Regions from separate parts of the Mus musculus genome. Here region 2 is linked to region 1. Evidence: chromatin contacts called from ENCODE POLR2A ChIA-PET data. All regions are on one chromosome and are shown on one strand. Each heading gives the region's core, a stretch centred on a gene start or an enhancer-like site at or near the end of the contact. The rest is flanking DNA. Distances are from core to core; before and after follow the strand shown. Region 1 holds the start of Mif (macrophage migration inhibitory factor (glycosylation-inhibiting factor)). Region 2 holds the start of Chchd10 (coiled-coil-helix-coiled-coil-helix domain containing 10).

The links. ChIA-PET counts read pairs that join two places held with the same protein, here RNA polymerase II (POLR2A).
Region 2: POLR2A ChIA-PET joins it to region 1 with 58 read pairs in embryonic stem cell. The contact joins the promoter of Chchd10 here to the promoter of Mif in region 1. POLR2A ChIA-PET finds 5 or more read pairs at or near these places in 4 of 5 experiments (Patski and embryonic stem cell).

Annotation. Positions count from the first base shown.
Region 1 is chr10:75,858,550-75,863,972 of GRCm38, forward strand. It overlaps Mif (macrophage migration inhibitory factor (glycosylation-inhibiting factor)), which reads right to left and starts at 1,728. Exons shown (of 3, transcript NM_010798.3): 1 at 1,512-1,728; 2 at 1,138-1,310; 3 at 804-994. The coding sequence starts at 1,619. The coding sequence ends at 928. It overlaps Gm40697 (a long non-coding RNA gene), which reads left to right and starts at 2,361. Exons shown (of 2, transcript XR_871836.3): 1 at 2,361-2,417; 2 at 2,824-3,149.
Region 2 is chr10:75,929,409-75,934,966 of GRCm38, forward strand. It overlaps Chchd10 (coiled-coil-helix-coiled-coil-helix domain containing 10), which reads left to right and starts at 3,722. Exons shown (of 5, transcript NM_175329.4): 1 at 3,722-4,090. It overlaps Mmp11 (matrix metallopeptidase 11), which reads right to left and starts at 3,094. Exons shown (of 8, transcript NM_008606.3): 1 at 2,926-3,094. The coding sequence starts at 3,045.

The DNA of each region.
Region 1 (5,423 bases), core at 478-2,977:
AGACTATAACCCCAGCTGGAGTGTGGGGATTTTCCAGCTAGTGGGTTGGCCCTCCCCAGCTGGAAGGCCAGCCCTCACACCAGAACAGTGAGAAATTCCTTAGGTAGCAGAAGTAGGTCTCATGGTCAAAGCAGGGTTCCTATCCAGTCCCCATCTACCCGGGTCCCTGGGCTTGGGGTTATTCCTACCAAATTCCTAAATTGAGCTGGGCCTTGGCCAGCACCTTTTACATAAACAATAATCGACGGCAGGTAGTCCCTCCGCCTTCATGAATTCTCAGGGACCTGCTGTGATTGTGGGGGGGGGGGGGGGGAGGGCGTTGGGGAAGTGGGCAGAGTGGTCTAGGGAGAACTCTGTATCCTGGCTACCTCTCCCACCAAGTTAATTGTCCAGATCAAGGAAGTGGCCACCACATGGCTTAGAGCACAGTGATTCTTGGGAAGGAAAATGGGGCCGAGGAAGGTGCAGGCCCAGCTGGAGCACACTATTAATTTCTCCCCTGTATCCAAGCACCTCCCCTTCCATGACACATATTACCGGCTCCATTTGCCACTGTGGTAAGGACCTAATTAACACTCCTGACCAGGTGAATAAGTCGGCCTCTTTTATACATAAGGCTGCATAGGAGAGGCCACAAGAAAGGACATCTGAACCACTGGACTAGTTTAGAGAGGACCAAACTGGCCAGCTTCGACCCTGCCATCACACCCCAATCCCACGTTCAGAGCCTGGGCTTCCATTCAAGGTCCCCACCCTGCACCCAATTCCTCCGCAAGCCAAGGAAGCAGAAGCTGAGGCAACCGTGGTCTCTTATAAACCATTTATTTCTCCCGGCTGGAAGGTGGGCATCGCTACCGGTGGATAAACACAGAACACTACGTGGAGCGAGGCTCAAAGAACAGCGGTGCAGGTAAGTGGGGCCAGGACTCAAGCGAAGGTGGAACCGTTCCAGCCCACGTTGGCAGCGTTCATGTCGTAATAGTTGATGTAGACCCTGAGAAAATGAAAGCCTGGCTCAGCTAAGCACGTGGTCTAGGAGAGCGCGCTGCGTGCCAGTGTCCTCTGAACGCCCCCCCCTCTTTGCCTGCTGACCTCCCAGTGCCCCTCCTCCCCCTCCTCCCCTCGTCCCCCACGCACCGGTCCGGGCTGATGTGCAGGCGATCGGACAGCAGGCCACACAGCAGCTTACTGTAGTTGCGGTTCTGGGCACCACCGATCTTGCCGATGCTGTGCAGGCTGCAGAGGGCGCAGGGATCGTTCGTGCCGCTAAAAGTCATGAGCTGGTCCGGGACCACGTGCACTGCGATGTACTGGGTGGGGGGAGGGGCGGCGAGGCGGGAGGGATACAGACACACTGTTAGACCGCCTGAAAGACTGCCTACAGGGCCACAGGTCTTCCGGAGAGCTCCAGCCGCCACCCGCCGGCACACCTTGGCTTCCAGCCCCATCCCTCCTCACACGTCGGGCCGGCCCACCCCACCCTACTCTCTTCCTGTGTCCTCCCTGCAAACCTGTGCGGGCTTGCCGGTGGCCTGCGCCAGCTGCTGGGTGAGCTCCGACAGAAACCCCTCTGGCACGGAGGCGCGGGGAACATTGGTGTTCACGATGAACATAGGCATGGTGGCGGAGAGACTGCGAGCGTGGACCGGAGGACGGTACAAAGCGCGGTGTGACCCAAGCCAGGGACCTGAGCTACGTGACCCAGCTCAGTACCGCCCCAAGCCGGCTGCCGCTCCGCCTCCGCTGACGTCAGACTACGTCCCAAAGGGGCGGTGACTGCCCTTCAGCGCGCTGCTTCTGCAGAGGTCTTGCTGTGCTTCTGGTGCTGTAGGAAGTATTACATGGGCTCTTTGTTTCCTAAGATGGAAACGGAGGATGCTAGATAGTGAGGACTTGACTCTAGTGATTAGGTTTGTCGAGGCATTCCAGGTAGATGCTACAGATTAACCGTATAGTAAGAAGTTCAGGTCTGAGAGATTTCTGTTCCAAGAAGAGGGAACTTAAGTTATTGGTGGAACCTGTAGGTTGGCCTTATTTCTCATGCTAGTGGGCTAGGATCGACCTACTTTAGTGAATACAACTTAACCTCAAACAATGAGCCAAAAGCGTGATGGCTTGTACTTGGAGAAAAAACAATCCTTCCTTGCCTTGGGAACTTTTCTCTAAGCTCAAGAAATTAGCCAAGCCCCATCACTTGCTTGCTTTTGCTCTCCTGTTGTACCAACAGTCAGCCCTCGATCCCCTGCCTGGCCCAGTATCACCTTCGTCCCACACACTTTCAACTGCGACTTTTTGTGTGTCCTGAGCCTCCTGGGACACGTGTCCACCAGGCCTAGGCTTGTGAGTGTGAAATGGGGAAGGAGGCAGAACGGAGTCGCCATCTAGTTACTTCCCTACATTCCTGTTACTCCACACAGGTGAGGATGCTTGGAGAGATTCCCAGGGGAGGAGTGGGCAGCAGGCTGTGAGCCAGCGGTACTAACTAGTTCTGCTCCTCTGGCCAATTGCCAGTCCTCAGGGAAGCCCTGCTCAAATTAGATCCAGCAGAGTCACCCTTATCTAGAGCCCTTGGTAGACTTTGTATAGCTTTCTCATTAACAAGTGAGACATCCGACCGGTGCCCAGGAAATGTCACGGGAATTTTGGGACTTCCTTTGTTTTCCCTAGCCCTTTTTAATTTTTGTTAAAAACTTTACAGTGGATCAAGAGATTGTAGTGTGGGGACTACCAGTTCTGTCTGTGATGTCAAGGTTTCTATTAGGTTTCTGACAGAAATGAAGATATTCTAAAGAGACACTTGTGCCCCCTCCCTTTGGCTAACAGACTATTGAAACAATGGTTCCCAAGGAAATGGAATTTTCTCTGGAGTCTCCTGCTGGTGAAAGAGAAAGGCTGGAAGGCAGAGATTTTATGCAGCTCTGGACGCTTGTCAGTCTTGCAGAAGAGACTGAAGCTTGACAGTGCTGCTGGGGGATCACATCTTGAGCAGAATCTCTTAGTTCTACCTACCTCTTGCCCTCTATTTAAATGTAAACTTCCTCTGGCAGGACCCTGAAGATGAGCTTGGGGTGACAGTCACTGGACTTCCTTTATGTTCCTCTTCCTTCCCAGGGTGGCCACGTTGAAATAAATCTCCCTCCTCCGCTTTCCACTGTTGTCTGTTTAGTTGGACTAGAGGATGTCTGAACGGCCAGGACCCAGGCTCTAACCCTCCCAGTTCCGGGAGCATTGATGGTAAAAATGGACAAGTCTGAGGCCAGCTACAGCCAAAGGTCTCATTCCAGGGTTACTATCTGGGCTCTGGTTCAGGGGCCCTTGATCTTGGGACACAGCTCCCCAGTATTCTTGGGGGGCATATTTGGGTAATTTTGACTTGTTTACAGTTATCCTCCAGGTTGGTAAGGATGTTAGAAGCTCCCTGGGCATGCCGTGCCTTCCAGACGCTCCCTGGTAGCTTTAGGCTCTTGATCCCCATTGGTCCTTTAGATTCTGGTTACAGAAAGCAGTTTGCTATACTCAACAAATTTTTTTGCACTAAGGGATAAAATAACAGGTTCCAGCAGCCTTTCTTCCATTGGCTTCCCATATCAGAATTGACAAGTGCCTGTCCGGGATCCTGTAACCCCCTAACTTGTTGCGCTCACCTCGTCCAGCAAGAAAAAAAGCAACACAGTCGGATTCTTCTCAACAGCCTTTTTTATTTCAGGAACACCTCGATGCTACGGGAACCTCGGAAACCCAGCGAGGACTGCTTATATACACCCCAGCACTGGGGAGATCTGTGTGTCCTCCTGGGATTGGTCAATCTGCCGGCACTTTGATTTGTATGCACCCGCTTGGGAGGGGTTGGCGCCAGATTCAGGCTAGCGCCTGCGCAGTAACATTGTTTACAGTGACGGTATGCCGGAGGCCGGCGCCATCTTTTAGGCGCCCAGCTGCCTACATCTCCCCCTTTTTTGTTTAATAATATGATGCTGGACTAGGTCTGGGCAAGTCTGTCCATCGGCCACGGCTCCTGTCTTAGGTCGATCCTTTCATGTCACAGCCTTACCCGTCCTAGGGTTACCCTATAGCCTCCAGGCCCCATGTCTTAGGTTGGTCTGTGCATAAGGAAAGTTGCCTGTCACTGGATACCATGGATCTGTGTGACTACAACTGCCAGACAACCTAGGGCGAACTCTTAATTTTTTAAAGAGGCCAGCCAAACATTGGGAGATGCACCATCAATGCTTGGTACACCACTGCCTTATCCTGAGTGTGCTCTCGTTTGAATCGACACAATAGCCAGATACAAAAGACACAACCCAGGAGGACCACTGCCCCCCAGGCCAACATTCCCGCCCATTCCTTAAAAAATGAGAAGGCATTGGTGATCCAGGAGGTGAAGTTCCCCAAGGTGACAAGGTCCAGTCGAGTGCTGTTGAGTTTTGCAATCTGGAGGAGCAGCTTTCTGGACAACTGCTCCGCTTTTAGCCGACCAACTCAGATAAGAGGCAGTCAGGTCCTACTCAGATAAGAGGCGACTCTGTTCAAGAGACTGAGAGAAATTAGCTTGTACAACTTTATACAAGGGGCACCTAATGGGCATAGGTGGCAAACATTTCAAAATCTACTATAGGCACAAAGGTGGGAAGTTTCATAACCACAGCAGTATACCCTGCCAACATTCTGCTAAAAAACACTTCCTTCCAGAATTATTACAATCTATATCTCTGTCGGGGGAGCAATTTTCGCGTCAGCCTCTCTGGTACCCAAATTGGGCGTTCTTGACCTTGTGGAAAAACACAAGCAGCTCCCCTGGATCTCGAAATAACAGGATCTGGACCATACCATTTTCCAGTTAGGACATCTTTCCATTTGACATCCTGTTTAAGGATAGGCGAGGTCATGGCATGCCTATCTGCAGCCGAACAACCATGTTCGTCCAGAATTAAAAAAATTAAAGAGGGCTAAAGATAATTGTTCTTTGGGTGGCCGGCCATTGGCGATTCCCCCTTTTTGTTTTTGTAAGAGTTCTTTTAAGGTTCGATGTGCTCTTTCCACAATGCCTTGGCCCTGTGGATTGTAGGGAAGGCCAGTAGAGTGACTAACCTGCATTATTTTGCAAAAGGTTTGGAATGATTTTGATGAATATGCGGGGCCATTATCAGTTTTTAAACTTCCCCAAGCTGCCCAGGCTTCTAGACAATGGCCAACCACGTTGCAGGATTTCTCACCAGACATGGGGGAGGCAAAAATGACACCTGAACAGGTGTCAATTGAAACATGAACATATTTTAATCTTCCAAATGCTGAGACATGAGTAACATCCATTTGCCACAGTTTTAGAGGAAGCAATCTACGAGGGTAAATACCAACATGAGGAGGGTGGTGAAATTGTACACACTGTGGGCATTGTAACACCACATCTCGTGCTGAGGCTC
Region 2 (5,558 bases), core at 2,472-4,971, 73 kb after region 1:
AGGGACAACCACTTCCCATCCTGACAATATCTCAGGACCACAGGTGGCAAACTTTTCCCCTATTCTCCCTCAGGGGAAGTGATTCCAAGTCTCCTTTGTTTTTTTTGGTTTTTTTTTTGGGGGGGGGTTTACAAAGCACCGGTTGCCTCCCAGGTAATGTGCACAGGTAATCATTGAAACAACTTGGGGACCCCTGAAGTGTCACAATGAAGAAGAGGTGGACCAGGTTGTATATGACCAGCCACAGGGCCTGTCCAACCTGGCCAGCAAGACAGAGTCCTCTTCTCAACTCTCTCAGGGGGAGTCAGTGACCCTCTCAAAGAATGGTAGGGTGCTGTCAGCCCCCAAAACCCCAAAGTCCAGCCTATCAGCTTGGGCCCTCTTCTCTGCCACCCAGTAAAACTGGGAAAGATAATGGACATGAACAACCCTTCCCATCTCCACCATGGTCCCTTCAACATCCCTCCCCGCCCCATGAGGCATTGAGGTCATTGCCAATAGCTCTGAGCTTCTGAAAGCTGAATTCTATTCCATGGTGACCTGAACAACAAGTCACTATCTTCACTGGGCTTCAGCTTCTCCGTCTGACAGATGTCAACCGTGGGAGAAGAAGGAGCTGAGAGACTCCCTGTAGACCCTGCAGCAGCCCAGACTCAGGGCAGCTCCTTCCCAGACTCTATCCGCGTAGGCCCTCCACTGCCTCCCACACTTAGGAATCTCCTCTTCCCAAGTTCTCAGTCCTCCTGGGACTTCTAGGATTTAATGAGGGAGACTGGTAAGCTCAGAGAACCCCTGGTCTCATCTGTAGCCAGTAAGAGTTTGGGGAACAGTCATTATTCTAAATTTATCCTAAATCTCCAACATCCCAGAGCACAAATCCGAGTCCAGAGAGGTTAAAGACTACCCCACCCCCCCCAACCCCCGACTCCCGGGATCGCACAGCAAACCAGACAAGAGCTGGGGTTTACCGCCTCTCCTCAGAGCTTACCCGTTCCCCGCCAGCTTGGCTCATCTCCAAGATGCACATTCCTAAGCAGCATTTATGTTTCTAGTGCATTCCCTCTTTCTTAGCTAGCACCCTTCCTCTGGCCTGTCCCCTGTAAGGGACCTGACTCACTCTGCCCCACCCTCTGGTCTGGAAGCTGCCAATAGGAAGCCTCAGGCACACTCAAGGGACTCTTGGCTGACCCATTCTCCTGGCCTATCTTAGACCCTCAAGGTCAGTCCTAGGAGTGACTCCCAACCCAGACCATGGGGAGGAACCTAGTGGAAGGTAGTTAAGAAAGGAGCCCCAGACTAGGAAACCACTGGGGAAGATCAAGCGGTCCCTTCCTGAACCTCAGTTTGCTTTTGGTCTAATGGGGATGAAACAGGTCAGTAGTAGGTATCCGTGAGAGGCAACGGAGCAGGAGATAAGGAAACAGCCCAAACCATACACGCAACTGATACACAGACCACCCTTGTGCTTCTGCCTAACCCCTTCCCACCCATCCCTACTAGCTCCAGAAGGAAGGGCAGCTTCCCTGGCTGCTAGGTGGTGGATTTTTCACAAGCTGGGGGCTGGGGTGAATAAATATTTACCGAGCTCTTTTGGCCCCGCCGATGGCAGTCTAGGGATAAAAGCGTTAGAGGTGACCAACCCTTTCTGCGCATCTAAAGTGTGACAGATCCTCGGCTCGGATCCCACCCCAGGCTTGCCCCCCCAAGCCCTGTACAAGCAAGCATTGGTGTGGTTTGCCTCGTCTTTTATCCTAAATGCCCAACAGGAGGTACCGGTGCTCTTTCCTGCTTTGCCCCCTTAGTAAGAAGTCAGGAGAAGTGCAATTCTCGAAGGCATGAGTTCTATCGCTGGCTTCTGCGGGGGTGGGAGTGGGTGGGGGTACGGATGGGGGGAGGGAGGGGATTAACGACTGCGCTCCGCTCCGAGTTCTAGAACAGGGAACTCCATGTTTTGCTTGAGGAGGTCCTGATCCACAATACCCACTCCCCTTTCCAAACCCTTTCTCTTCCAGTGTGCAGCAAAACTGGCAGATGGATTGGTATGGCTGGACCTGTCCTGGGACACCTGCCTATCATACCTTCCTCCCATCCATCATTCCTTGAGCTGGCCGGCTGCCTTAGCTGGCTACTGAGGGCACGGTACCCCGTGGGCATTGTAGATCTGTAGTGGTTCCAGCTCCAGCCCCAGCACAGCTTAGTCTCTACTCTGACAGGTGCCTCAGAGACCAAGCTGGAAGAAGGATGCAGCCATTGGGACACACAGGCTGGGAAACCCTCAATCTCTCTTCTTCCCCTTTGCCTCTTTGCACCCCCTTTCCTTTCTCTTCTTCTTTATGCTTTTGTTCCCCCGGTGCTCCCTTCTATTCTGACTGCACCTGATGCTCGCACACACTATCTCTCTCAGGTGCATTTTCTGTCGGCTACCAGGACTCCCAGACTTGTCTCCTGCAAGCTGGGGCACCTCTCTCAACTTGGGCCCCATTTTCTCCTTCCTAGCTCTTCCTTTATTCTCCATCCACGGTACACACCTTGCAGGGGTGCTTACTGGAACCACACACCCGGAGGCTGCCCCTTTTTGCTCCCCCCTCCCCCCAGACTTGCTTTGCTTCATTCCAGTGATGAACAAGGGGCCTTGGCATCCACTCCCTCTGCTACCTCTATCAACACACACTCCAGCATCCCTAGCTGGGGGCTGGAGAAGCCGGTCTCCAAACTGAGTTCAGCGCAGAGACGCGTCTCACCAGCTCCACTTGCACACTGCCAACCACGGGAAGCTCATTATAGTACGCTCAGAGAGACCCAGAAGGCATTTCGGGGACAGACTGCACTAGGGTAGCCAGGGAGCTCGCTTGGTGGGTCAAGCTCAGCCAGTGGGCCCAGCCCGCGTGCCCAGCCCTCCCTCGGGGAGGAGTGGCGGGCACTCACCGGTGGCCTGGCCCGGGCCATCAGCGGCGACGGCAGGAGCAGCAGCAACAGGAGCAGCAGAGGCAGCGGGAGCAGGAGGACGCGCGAAATCGCGCGGAGGAGACAGGCGGCCCGTGCCATCCGCCCCGGGGCTGCTGGGCCTGCTGGGCCAGGCCGGGCCGCCGCCCCTTATAGCATTCGCCCCGCCCCCGCCGGCGCCGGGACCGCACCCCCCACCGCCCCGCCTCCCCCTGCCTTTTGTTCTAAACTCAACCGGCCTGCAGCAGCGGTCTGAGTTAGGGAGGAGTGCCCGGAGGGGCTGGGTCCCTTAGAACTAGTGAGAGCCGGGGAGAGCTCAATTCTGCTCTCCAGCCCCACTTCAGAAGTCTCATCCTTCGCCAGGTCTCTCCATGGTGGCTTGACTTGTTTTAGCCTGTGGCAGGTGGTCAGATCCCCAATCTAAACAGCCCTAGCTAACAGGAAAGTGGTACAATAGCTCTTGCAAGGAGCGGACTATTGAAATGTGACCTCAGGGGAAACTGAGGCATATGGCGGAAGTTGGCCAGTCCCCACACCTTAAAACAAAACAGAGACGGGTCTGGAAAGATGGATCAGTGGTTAGGAGCACTTGTTGCTCCTGCAGAGAAACCTGGCTCCCGTTCCTAGCACCCACAGGGTGGCCATCTAGGAACTGATGCCTTCTTCTGACCTCTACTGACACTTGGCACACGCTGATGCAAATGGCTGATGCAAATGCGCACACTTAACAATTTCAGACCAGAGGCAGTCAGCGAGGATCTTGGAGGGAGGGACCAGATTTTTTCTCTACTAGCAGGCAACTGGGTCAGTTGGCTGGGAGGAAAGGGTCAGGGATGTTTGAGTTGGACACTGGAATCTCAGGTTGTTCCCTGGCCGGGGGGCACACTAGCCAACAGGCTTTTCCTGACCAGTCAGGCTCAGCCATCTGAGACAGGGACAGAATCACATCTGAGAGGGAGGTCTACGTGCTGAAAACAGTTCAACTACTCTAATCTCTGCAGCGAGTGTCCAACTGTGCAGTGTTCCCTCTTGGATGACAATGGCTCTACAAGGCACTGCAGGCCTCTTCCACCAGGCCTTCAGCTCTCTTCTGAATTCTGGTGGGCCAGTGGGGCCCTGAGCTGCTGCAAAGTAGGGGCAGAGAGTGGTAAGTTTTACTTGGCCATCTGCAATCTTTTAAAAAGCCTCACCTTTTAAAGGCTGCCATTCCTTCCCGTCGTCCTTCCTCCCTTCCCACCCACCCCTCTTTTCTTTTTTTTATGACAGAGTCTCTCTCTCTCTCTCTCTCTCTCTCTCTCTCTCTCTCTCTCTCTCTTTTTTTTGACAGAGTCTAGTATGTGTACATGTAGCCCAGGCAGGCCTCCAACTCAAGATTCCTGTCTTTGCCTATTCTGACTGATAGGACTGCAAGCATGTATCATCATAGCTAGAATTTCCAGGTCTGGTTCAGACTCATCTCAGCAGTGTTGGTCAAAGAATCATAAAATGGATGAGGCATTCATAGTCCTACCCTCCACCCCCAAGAGTGGGTTTCTCTGTGTAGCCCTGGCAATCCTGGGACTCTGTAGAGTAGGCTGGCCTTGAACTCAGAGATCTGCCTCTATTAAAGGCATGCACCACCATGCATAGCATTTTAAAAATAAACTCTTCATTGGATGCATGCCTTTAATCCTGACATTTGGGAGACAGAAGCAAGTGGATTTCTGTGGGTTTGAGACCAACCTGCTCTACAGAGTGAGCCAGGCTATATGAAGATCCTGTCTCAACAAAAGAACCCCCAAACCCTAAAACATTTATTTGTGCAACCTAAACAGCCTTCAGTGTTGCCAGGGATGCACGACTATTTTCTGAGGAACTTGCAGCTTATCAGCCAGACCCCCCACCCCCCCCACCCTCCACTTCCCACCCCCTTACCCCCCAACCTGCCCCATTACCCCACATTACCACACTTAGTAGAGGATCTGGAAGGTGGGCTAGCCACGGAGGCCCACAGAAGGGGTTGAAGCTGGAAGAATGTTACCACTTGCCTACTGGATACAAGGTAAGCAGAGGCCAAATAGATAAGCCAGTGGGGTCTGCTCAAGCCTGCCCCCCCCTTTTTTTTTTTAATTTTCTACAACAGCACATTTTTTTAAAAGATTTATTTATTTATTATATGTAAGTACACTGTAGCTGTCTTCAGACACTCAAGAAGAGGGCATCAGATTTCGTTATGGATGGTTGTGAGCCACCATGTGGTTGCTGGGATTTGAACTCGGGACCTTCAGAAGAGCAGTCGGCACTCTTAACCACTGAGCCATCTCGCCAGCCCCCTGCCCCCCCTTTTTTAAAAGATGTATTTATTTATTTCGTGTATGTGGGTACATTGTCGCTGCCTTCAGACACACTAGAAGAGGGCATCAGATCTCATTATAGACAGTTGTGAGCCACCATGTAGTTGCTGGGAATTGAACTCAGGACCTCTGGAAGAGCAGACAGCTCTCATAACCACTGAACCATCTCTCTCCAGCCCCAGTCAGTGCTCTTAACAGTTAAGCCACCTCTCTAGCCTGAGTCTGGCATTTTTTTAAAGGAAAGAGTGGCTTGTCTTTTACCTACTCACCTCACCAAAAAGT